Regions from separate parts of the Homo sapiens genome. Here region 1 is linked to region 2. The links are chromatin contacts, found by Hi-C or POLR2A ChIA-PET in ENCODE. All regions are on one chromosome and are shown on one strand. Each heading gives the region's core, a stretch centred on a gene start or an enhancer-like site at or near the end of the contact. The rest is flanking DNA. Distances are from core to core; before and after follow the strand shown.

Region 1 (5,309 bases), core at 1,747-4,246, 73 kb before region 2:
CTATCAGCTCTTACATCTGGAAGGGTTTAAGTAGGGTCTATTACTAGAAAGTAAGCTTTATGTTAGAAGGTACTGAATACACAGGAACTTTTCCTGAGGATAGTGCGAATGAAGTCTTTGTTTGTTTGTTTCAATGAGCTGCCTGTAAGTGTCTTCTCTCTCTGGTTTTTTGTCCTCTCCTTCCAAGGTCCTTTTGGCCTTTTTGACCTTTTTTTTTTTCTTTTTTTGAAATGGAGTCTTGCTCTGTCACCCAGGCTGGAGTCAGTGGCCTGATCTCGGCTCTCACTGCAACCTCCACCTCCCGGGTTCAAACGATTCTCCTGCCTCAGCCTCCCAAGTAGCTGGGACTACAGGTGCACTGCACCACGCCCAGCTAATTTTTGTATTTTTTAGTAGAGATGGGGTTTCACCATATTGGCCAGGCTGATCTCAAACTCCTGACCTCAAGATCCACCTGCCTCGGCCTCCCAAAGTGCTAGGATTACAGGCGTGAGCCACCGTGCCAGACCCGACCTTTAACTTTAACTTACGGTTCAGGATCCCAGGCAATGGGCTCTTTTTGGAGCCCCATTATGATTTTCAGGTCCACCCAAGTGGAACAATGTCTTTGGTCATATTGACATTCTCAGACAGCATTCATTGTCCCACTATGCTCCCAGAGCCTTTGACCCTTTTTACTGGCTTCATCAGACTCTCTCCTAGGAAAAGGTGGAAATGGAGAGAGAGAGAGAGAGAGAGGGGAAGATGGTGGTGAGAAATCATCCACCATCCTACTTAGACTCACAGATGCCCATGACAGTGGGGGAGGCTGGGAGCTTCATGATCATCGCATCCAGTTGTTTGTGGATATCCAAGGTTTGGTGAACAGAGGAATATGTTGCAGGGGGTGATGGGGGGCTGTGAGTAGGTTGGGGGTGACGCCAGATCTGTACATATCACTTCAGCACTCTGTTTTATGTATTGGGACTTCCGGTAAGGTTTTGTTTAAGAAAAGATTCCTGCTGCTAGAAGAAATGGTTAAAGACAATAGATCCAGCCCAGCTCCATGCATGAAGTCATCATGCAGCTTCTTCTCAGATCCCTCCAGTGACAGGGAGCTCATTACCATTCCATATTTGGTTGTAATAATATATTGTATAGAGCAGAAATCTGCTTCCCTGGGGCTCCTACCCATTTGTCCCAGTTCTGCTTTCTGGAGACAGACAGAAATAGTTTAAACCAATTTCCAGCTTTCAGCTCCATCAGAGCAGAAACTTTGTCAGTCTGGTTCTTTGGTGACTCTCTGGAGCAATGGCTGGCACAGAGTGGAAGCTTAATAAGTGATACTCGAATAAATTAATGAATGAGGAGCTTCATGTATCTGTTGTAGGATTACCATATGATTTAAGTCTTCAAGACTGGCACACCTAAGAGCTCACATGGTGGAAACCTCCTCACCCCTCCTCAACCTGGATCCTCTCTGTCAAAGGAGTTCTGGATGGAGAGGCGTATGCTAAGGATCTTTGGGCAAGGGGCAAGGACCCTTGGGATTTAATTTATCTACCAAGTGCTTCTGAAAAAAAGCTGTACAAAAAATGCACTGCATAAAAGCAACTTGATAATCCTGATGAAAGCAACCAGACCCTTATCAGGGAATGAGCTATGACCCTGGCATGAGGGTCAGACATCATCGATGGTCACCAATGTAGTAAGACTTGAGAGGCACTGGAAAGTCTCACCGGCTCCCGTGGTAAGACCAGAAACTTCACCATCAGAGAGTCATTACTTTGGGTAAAGTACTTCTCTCTCCTTTAAATGTAATTAGCGGACATAGTGAGTTGCCAATATCTTGGAGTGAATTCGCTGACCTAACTCTTTTCTTTAAGGATAAGGGACCTTAATGATGCTGGATTCTGGGGAAGAACCAGGCCTCAGAGAGAGAAGGGGCAAAATCTGCTGAGCTAGAGGGTGGAAGGAAAGTACATTTTGTTTAACTGGATAAATATTCAGGCCCCTGCAAGCTGCTTCAGTGTGGAAAAGACAATTTGGGGTGGGGGAACGGTAGTCTGGCCCCACATAAACCCTTTAAAATTGCAGACTCCCCCATCCCCCGCCACTGAGAGTCTTCCACATGAATTTGATGTAATGGGAGTAGCACACTCACACATTTTGGAAGATAAGAGCTGAATGTGTTTAAATAACTATCAGGCTGGCGGGAAAGATATCCAGGCTTGCCTGGAGCCACCTTTTCACCACAGAAGGGAAAAACCTAACCCTGACAAGCACGTGGCTGATTATTAGCCGTGTGATGAAGTGTTACTTCCTGTGCAGGACATTCGCATTTCTTGAGAAACTCTTTCTCAATCATAGTGAGTGATATTTTTAGAAAATGAAGGCCTTTGTTTTCTTCCTCTATGTGTATGCTCCCCGCTTCCCTTCACTTCCCCCAAGTCCCATACCCTACCCCAGAGAAGAGATTTAATGAGGGAGTGCATGTCCCCACATGGGGTGGGGGGAGGAGAGTGGGCAGACAATCAGAAAAATGCAATTTACCTGCCCTAGTAGAACTTGAATCACCATACAGACATCTCTTTCATAGTTTTTGCAGCCAAATGTTGCTTTCCTTTCTTGTTTTCCTTCCAGATAATGCAGCTAATATCTTTTCCTTGTGGGGTTGTATTTACTATTCTGAGATCACATTAACATTACTCATTTAACAATCTGCAATGTTTTGAAACCGACATGTCTCACCATATCCCAGAATGGGGTTTTTTTCTCCGCCTGATGCTTTGATTGATAAGGACCGCCCATGACCATGACCTTTAAGATGCATAGTCCAGAGGGCATGGGGTTTGGGCGAAAGGCGGCAAAGGCCTCCCTATCAGCAGGATCACTGTGAGCTCCTGCTCAACAAATGACAGTGCACACTTCACTGCAGATTGGATGCTTTCTGAACTGGTGGAGGCTCAGGAAGCTGCTCTGAGCTGCCCAGACTGAGCAACTGAAACTAAAAGTGAAGCCGTCAAACGCAGCTTCCTGAGCTTTCAGTTCTGGTTGATTTGATGGAGAGTGGGGTGCTATGTTCTCTAACTGTTTTATGGCAGGATCTGTGCACAGGGGTGAGAGTAAAGACTATTAAGAGATCATCCCCACCCTGAAGGAGTTTTCAGTCTAGCAGAGAGACAGACATGTAAATAAGTGTGGTAGATGCCTTCCGAAGATATATACACTGTGGCAGATCGGAGAAAGTGGGCAGTTCTCTAAGGAGGGGAGAGGAGTTGGGGGGATGGGGAAAGTTATAGAAGACTAAAGAGAGAATGCTTGGACTAGGCCTTCATGAAGAAGTAGGCGCTGTCTAGGTGGGAATGAAACGCAAGTGTATTTTTTTTTTTTTGCCTTTGCAAATACATTGAAAAGCATGATGCTCTGGGGGAACTTCTAGAACTCTGATGGCCAGAGTATAAGTTGGAGAGAAGGAAGGGGGAAGAGCAGAGATGAAATATAGGAGGCAGATCACAGAGCCCCCTGCAGGCCCTACAATGGGGTTTTTATTCTACCACATAGGCAATGGGAAGCTACTGGCTAGACTTTAAGTAAGGCAGAGGCTTATTAGACTTTCATTTTAAAAAGGTCGCTTGAGTATCTGTGGGGAGAATAAGCCTGGTTGAGACAGAAGGCAAGAAAAGTAGTTGGGAGGCTGTTAAAATAATTCAAGAAAGATGTGAAGTTTGCAAATAAGGGAGTGGAAGAGTGGAAGGATTAGAGAAGGAGAGAATTACCAAGATTTGGTGATTGGGTAGTAGAGGGAGAGGGTTGAGAGTTAAAGGAAAACGAGACATGTAAGATGCCACCCAGGATTCTGGTTTGAGTGACTATAGAAGACATGGAACGAAAGGGGTGTAAGACAACTAATTCTGTGTTGTGCATGTTGAATTTGAGATGCTTGTGGGACACCGAAGTGGAGAGGCCCAATGTGCAGTTGCTTATGTGGGTTTGACGCACAAAAGATAGGTCAGGGATGAGGAGAAAAACATGAGAGCCATTGGTGAGCAGGTGGCTGTTGAAAGCATGGCAGGGGAGGCCCTGTCCTGTGGGAAGGGCAGAAGGTCAAGGACAGTCCCTCAATTCGTCAACTCAAAGTTGTGGGCAAAGATGGAAGAGCCAGAAAGGGCAACTGCCAAGGAGAAGAGGAGAAATTTGTGTCAAGGAAGGCAGGAGAGAGGGTTTCAAGAGGATAAGACTGGTCCACAGTGTCACACGCTTCAGGGAGGCCAGTGAGACGAAGACTAAAAGCATGCACTGGATAGAGCACTTGGTGATCTTGATGCAGTGAAGCCACAGTGTGGCCCTGGGTGTGGAGGTGAAATTAGCATAGGTGGAAATGGGAGGTGAGTGAGTGGAGGCAATGCACGCGGAAGGCTTGCCCAGGAGAAGGAGGAAAGAGCTTCACCAAAATATTTAGAACTACTGATTTTGTCTGAAAGTTATTTCACAACCAAACAAGGCAGGGTAGTGTCATAGGACAAGAAAGGTGGATTTTGACTACTGAGAACTTCTCACTGTGTTGCAGGCCCTGGGCTGAGGGCTTTGGCATTACAGTCTTGAGTATTCTTTTATTGTATTCTGTCCTTTCATTTTCCTCCAAGATTTTGCAGCCACTCTCCCCTCCCTGCTCAGATTCTACCTCTGCTGTAGCTGGGCTTACACCGTAAGGGCATTTGAGGTCTAGATGAAATCTTAGAAATATAAGACTCTCTCAAAGTTTTTCAATAAGCAGGGCTAATACTAATAATCAATGCTAAACAGCAATCAACAATGTCATGATACCCTAATAAACCTTTAAAGAAGAACTTAGACAAGAAAGCTGTCAAAATGGAAATGGGGGTAGAGTCTTGGCCATGTCAGGGGAAACAAGCACAGAGACCCAGGGTGGTGAGCATGTGTCCTGGGAGGTGGTGGTGCCAGGTGTCCACCACGCTATGTGAGGCAGCCACGTTATTGTTTTGAACAGCGTATCCTCAACCTAGCCTCTTCTAATTGTATAATCACAAAGCTGTAATCACTGATTCCAAAGAGCTGGAAGCCTCAGACGATTGAAAAGTCAAAATGCAGATGTGACAGTAATACAGGAGACACACCTTCCTGTGTGCAGAGGTGGTGAAATGAGAGAATTAATGGTTGGAACAGTTGTCAGGGTTTCCAACTTCTCTAACTTGGAAGGAGTCATTAGGTGAATAAATAGCATACTCCCACTCACACCAGCAGAAGCCAGAATGACCTAGTGGGTAGATAGGGAGTAGCTGTAGTAATAGAACTTGTGTTTCCTCATT
Region 2 (5,879 bases), core at 3,377-5,876:
AGTATTATCTTCCCAGAGGCTGGGGTCCTCCTCTTGCTGTGAGAGACACTCTAAGTCCTGATGAATGGATAAATCTAGTTTTACTTATTTGGATTTAGACAACTGTGTTCTTTAAAATGCAAAGATGTCACTACCAGCGCTTAAGTGTTTCAGATGTTACTTGCCAGCATTTAAAGAATAAATATTCCTATTCTCCCTTTTAGAGCACTCTAGGAAGAGTATCACAGCTTTTGGAGGCAGGAAGAAAATTGCCATAATCAGGCTTTGGTCTACATCCAAGGTTCATACTTTTTTGTTGTTGTTGTTTGCTTGTTGTTTGTTTTTGAGGCCGGATCTCTCTTTGTCATACAGGCTGGAATGCAGTGGCACAATCATGGTTCACTGCAGCCTCAACTTCCCCAGGCTCAGGTGATCCTTCCACCTCAGCCTCCCAAGAATCTGGGACTATAGGCATGTGCCACCACACCTGGCTAATTTTTCTATTTTTAGTAGAGATGGGTTTTCACCATGTTGGCCAGGCTAGTCTCAAACTCCTGACCTCTAGTGATCCGCCTTGGCCTCCCAAAATGCTGGGATTACAGATGCGAGCCACAGCACTCGGTGTGGTTTATAAATTCAATGTGCATCAGAATCACCTGGAGAGTTTGTTAAACTATGGACTCCGGGGCCCAATTCTAGAGTTTCTGATTCAGTAGGTCTGGAGTGGGGCCTGAGAATTTTTATTTCTAGCAAGTTCCCACATGATGTCGATAATGCTGGTCCAGGGACGACACTTTGAGAGCCACAGGTCTACATGAAATACAACATTTAGGCATTGAATTATATGTGTTGGCTACCTACTCTGTATTAAGTATTTTTATAGACACCAAGGACATGGTGATAAGCGAAAGAGATGAAGTCCTTGCCTGTGAAGACCTTTTCTGACAGAATTTTCTAGTTGTTAACTAGAGGTTTTGGTTAGAAGTCTGCTAGCACAGAAGTTCTCTTCACAGTGCTATAGCACACTGCATTCATTCCTTCCTTGTTCCCTATCCTGGTATTCTTGCCCAGAATTCCCCTCCTCTCCTTCCCCTTCCCATTCTCCCCAGCCAATCCAAGTCTTGTCTATACCTCAACTCAATCTCTCTCTTTCTCTTTCCCACCCAGCCCTCAATCATAGCTTCTTCCCCTACGTCTACCATAGAAGCCGAGCTCTTAACATACCCTTTATTCTACTGTTTTCTGCGTTTTTATCTGCTTCATTTGTGCCCTCACTGTTGGGATATCTATAAGGCAATGGGCCACATATTATATTTCTTTATAGCTCCAACACTCAGTTCCTCAAACAGCATGAGAAATACTCCAAGAGCTAAACCCTTGGCATCTAAGCTCCCTCTTGGAGGAGGTGGGGTAGGATTAAAGTCACTGCCACCAACAACAACCAGTCAGACCACACCGACAGACTGTGTTTGTAGTGACTGGGGTGGAGTAAAGGGATTGGAAACCAGCGGGAAAGATCCGTATTTGTTTTAGGATTTTACTAATGGGGAAAGAGTCAAGAGTGGTTAATTTCCCCTTCAGGACAGAGTTCATCTTCTAAATGGGGTTTGTTCCTAAAATGTAGTCAAAATAAGCTGCAGAATAAGTTATAGAATCTAACAGCCATTGGTATTTTCCTGACTGGTATTTCTTAATTTTACTGAAAATTAGTTCTGAGTTGGTTATAATTAAATTTGTGGGTCTCAGCTCACATTTTTATCGTAATTGGATTAACTGGAAATTAACTGTCACAAACCAGTCCAAATATACTAAGATAATAATGAAACCCTATTAATCCTGAAATGGATTGCTACTTAGAAATGTAAGAAAATTACGTTGTAGCTGGAAGAATCTTGAGATCCTCCAAAAATAACAGAATCAAGTAGTAGTTAAGTGTGTGGGCTCTGAACCTAGTTTAACCCAGTTTGAATCTCTACTCTGCCACCTACTAGCTGTGTGATCTTGGGAAAGTTTCTTAGTCTCTGTGAGCCTCAGTTTTCTGCTCTGTACAGAGTAAAGCATAAAAAGTACCATGTACTAAAATAACTAATGGAAGAAATAAATGGTGGCATAATAAAATAATGTACATGAAGCTCCACATACAAGTCCTTGCACATAGTAATAGCTCAATAAATTGTAGTTATGATATGGTCCAGCCCTATCATTTTACAGATGCAGAAACTGAGGCTCAGAGTAATTGCAGTAATTTAGGGACAGAGTTAAGACAAGAACTTAGGACTTCCGAATTCCAGCCCAACACTCTATTCAGGGTAACTTACCATTTGCCACTTGCCCTATAATTTGGATTTTTCTAGCATATAATTTATGAAAACTTGGATAGTAAACTTTCATGAAAATTGGGTTTCAAGTTGAATATAGTTGGGTTATTGAGTAGGTAACTCACTTATGAAAAGGACTGTTTTTAAGTCTTTAATAGTATTATTTAATAAATCAACTACAAATATTATTTGTGAAGTAGTTACTAGTCATTCTTAACTGTTTAATTGAAAGATCCTATTCTCAGCAACACTAATTAGAGTGTTGATTACATCAATTTGAGCTGCGGTATACATTTATGCATTGTAAACACTGCATCTTATTGGGTCAAAATTAGAGTCGTCAGGTGCTAAGAGGCCCTCTAGCCATAAAGCCCTATACATACAGGAAATGACTATCCCAAGGTGTCCCTAATAGGGCCAGTCATCTCTTAGGGAGTAATGTCAGTGAGACCAAAATTATTACACCCAACACAGCCAGGTCTATGTTTTAACTCTTGTGATCGTAAAAATGTGCTTTGAGCTCTCAGATAATCTTAAATCCAGCATATACATAGTGCCTAATATATTCCAGAAGTTATGGCCATCATTGGTCAACCTACCAGTTCCTCACACTTTTCAGTAATAGATCCTGGAGATGTTGTACCTTTGTTTACTTTGCAGTAGAAGCACAGTCAGATTCCAGGTAGTTTACCTGGTCCAGATGGGAGCCAGTTGCCTTGGACCCAATAGGTACTTGTGCTATAGTTTGAGTTGCAAAAGTGAAAGATGTTTAGTAATTCACTGATGTCAGGAGTGTTGATAAAAGCGATTGAAATTTCACTGTAGGAGATGATTGTACAGGGAGTATGCTCAACAGGAAACTTCGTTGCAATAGAAGAGAAACAGAGAGCTGGAAGAATTTTTTTCATGACCATGTGACTCCAGATTAAAAATGGATTAGGATAAGTTAGGTTACAAGAGACAGCAACCTTCTTGAGAAGAAAGGGGAATTGTGTGGGCTTATAAACCCACAGGAAAATGGGATGGGGTGCTGAAATCAGGCACTGGAGGGCTACTGACTTTCTCTAGAATTCATTCGCACACCAGCTTTCCCACAAGGCTGGATCCCTGTCAGCTACCAGCCATAGGTTCATAGCCTTTACAGCCTTGGGAACAGAGAAAAGAGACCCTCTTTCCCATGCTGCAGTTGAATAACCTGGGGAAAGACTCTAAAAGGCCTGATTTGAGTCACACATTCAACCATAGATGATTGTCATGGCCAAGGATGTGAGTTGCACTAGAAATGCCCAAAAGAAAGGGAGTACCATTATGAGCACGGAAAATTGTCCACCATAGCTAGCATTTTATAGAATGCTTTCTTTATGCTGGGCACATGTATGCTCACATTTACTTCTAAAATAAGAACCATGATCACAGGAGGTGTCTGTAGGGTCACATTAGATTGTTCTGAGGGGCAAGAGGGAGGCTGCCTGGACGAAGGGGAGCCCTAAGTCACCAATGAGAATTAAAAGCTGGACCCCACACTAGGGTACCTCCTCCTTTCATCCGAATAAACAAGAACAAAAGTGGACCCCAAAGGCAATCCCCTTCACTCACCCCATCTATCCCCAAATGCCTTTCCCAATTGATATGGGTTCAGGATTCAAGGGGTCTGAAGCTTGTATAAGTTGGGGATCCCTTTTTAAGTAAAAGAATATTAAAACATTTTACTTTTGCAAATTTTACAACATATAACCATGTAAACACAATGTTAGTGCCCCTTAGCTGTGTCTATCTAAGAGGGGAGTCTTGAAATATAAACCTCACTAGTTTCATGATAAATCTGCCTCTGGTAAGAACCTCATGGTTCTTGTCCATTTAAATGGACATGTGTGGTTTCAAATACCAAATTTTCTTCTAGAACACTACCAAGAGGACCCTTCCCCACTGGCACTTGTCTTTCAAGAACTTCCATAATTCAGGTTCTTAACTAATTTAGATTGTCCTTCTACCTCAATTAACTCAAATCCTGAAAATGTATCATTTTTTATAATTATTTAATTTTGACTCCCAGTCATCCTTCAGGTGAATTTTTTTTCTTTAACAAAATATGGCCTCTGGCTAGAGAGAAATGGGCTTGAGAACAATGCTTATTCCAAGGCAAACCCTTTGGCCTCAGTGTCATGGGCTTGAACCTGATGTTCCCAGTCACGGCATTGCTGAAACTGATAGTCTAGTCATGTAGGGGATTTTCCTGACTCCGTGTCTGTCTCCCCATGGCTGTTTATTTGTACTGCTGTCTGCTTGAGTTTGGGACACTGACCTTATGAGCTGCTTCCCCAGCCCAAGCCTGTAGCCAGAGAACTAGGAGTTTCCCTCTGGCACTGCTTATGGCCAATTGGAAAGATCTGGCAATCAATTCACTGTGGAACTGGCTTGGGGTAGGGAGAGGGGGAGGGGACTTTAGAGTGGAAAGCAGAAAGGAGAGAGAACAACGAGAGAGAGAGAGAGAGAGAGAGAGAGAGAGAGAGAGAGAGAGAGAGAGAGAGACAGAGACAGAAAAGAGAGGCTTTTAAAATCAATGCCAAGCCAGCTGTGGCTCTGGACAGCTGAGTCATAGAGGATTAGGCAGTTCAGTTGGAAAGCAGACTGTGCATACTAACTCTCGGTTTCCAGCTGGAGCGGGGGATAGTAAAATTTTAAAAATTAAACAAAAGAAAGCCACAATTTAATCTCAGATAGCACTTCATTCTGAGACTCCCCGTGGTCAGAGGTGAAGGACAAGAAGCTAGTCTCATTTTTCTACAAACGAGACTCAGTCCTCATGTGGTTAAGGCAAGAATCTCTTAGAGAAACCTGAACATTGCCGTTTCGTTTTTTGAATACATAAATTACAGTAATTGCTAGAAGATGCTGGCTGCTGGCTTCTTATTGGAGTTAAAGGTTGTCTTCAAATGTCGGCCACTGAGTCACAAGTTCATAATCAGCTGTGCTGTGGCCGGATTTGGCAGTTCCGCTAGGCACAGGAAGGACATTATTACAGAAATAATTGGAGGGATGGTTGTATGTCTAAAATTTAGCCAAAATGAAAATACAAATTATTTCCAAATGATGTTAAGGGAGATTTGAAAGGAATCTAAGAAGCATAGATATGGGCAGAGTGAAGCACCACTATCCTGGGCAGGGAATTCACTCCAGGTAGAATAAGGTGTGCCCCCTCACAGTGGAGTCTACTCCTTATAGTCATCACTGGTTCACTGAAATTGTGAAACAAGGACAATCTGCATGGAATCTATCAACCAGCTTCTCTCACCTGTCAATTCTGCTGCTAGCAAGAAGGCTTGTATCCATCCTGCCTGCCCAAAGCTCTAAATAACCCACAGGCCTACTCTTTCTGCTTCCAAGCACAGAGTATGGGAGCATTTCAGAAAAAGTCACAGGGCCATGCTGACAGAATTTTTTACAAATCTATGCTGGTAAGATTTAGCTAGGCCCAAGGCTGGGCTGGCCAATGATCTTTTTATCCATCTCTTCTTAATGCTGGTCTTATTCCCACCAAGGGATTTCTCCCCTTGTAGCCATAGAGGAGACAGATGAAAGGAG

Evidence for each region. Hi-C counts contacts between places; a loop is a spot of excess contacts on that map. ChIA-PET counts read pairs that join two places held with the same protein, here RNA polymerase II (POLR2A). Pooled maps may share reads with other maps.
Region 1: a loop to region 2 is called in a pooled map, with 2.7 times the contacts of the local background. The contact joins two enhancer-like sites. A Hi-C loop is called at or near these places in 7 of 50 pooled maps. POLR2A ChIA-PET finds 5 or more read pairs at or near these places in 3 of 52 experiments (activated CD4-positive, alpha-beta T cell, activated CD8-positive, alpha-beta memory T cell and activated T-cell).

What each region holds. Positions count from the first base shown.
Region 1 is chr10:62,635,203-62,640,511 of GRCh38, reverse strand. The region is part of intron 1 of LOC105378327 (a long non-coding RNA gene); the gene reads left to right. Among named protein-coding and RNA genes, the nearest start is that of ADO, 170 kb to the left of the region's middle. RefSeq lists enhancers at 2,371-2,600, 2,611-2,850, 3,141-3,230. Within about 2 kb of position 2,996, at least 20 of the 41 ENCODE cell types and tissues checked have a DNase peak (open chromatin) inside an H3K27ac peak, as active enhancers do.
Region 2 is chr10:62,563,363-62,569,241 of GRCh38, reverse strand. No RefSeq gene overlaps it. Among named protein-coding and RNA genes, the nearest start is that of ZNF365, 190 kb to the right of the region's middle. Within about 2 kb of position 4,626, at least 18 of the 41 ENCODE cell types and tissues checked have a DNase peak (open chromatin) inside an H3K27ac peak, as active enhancers do.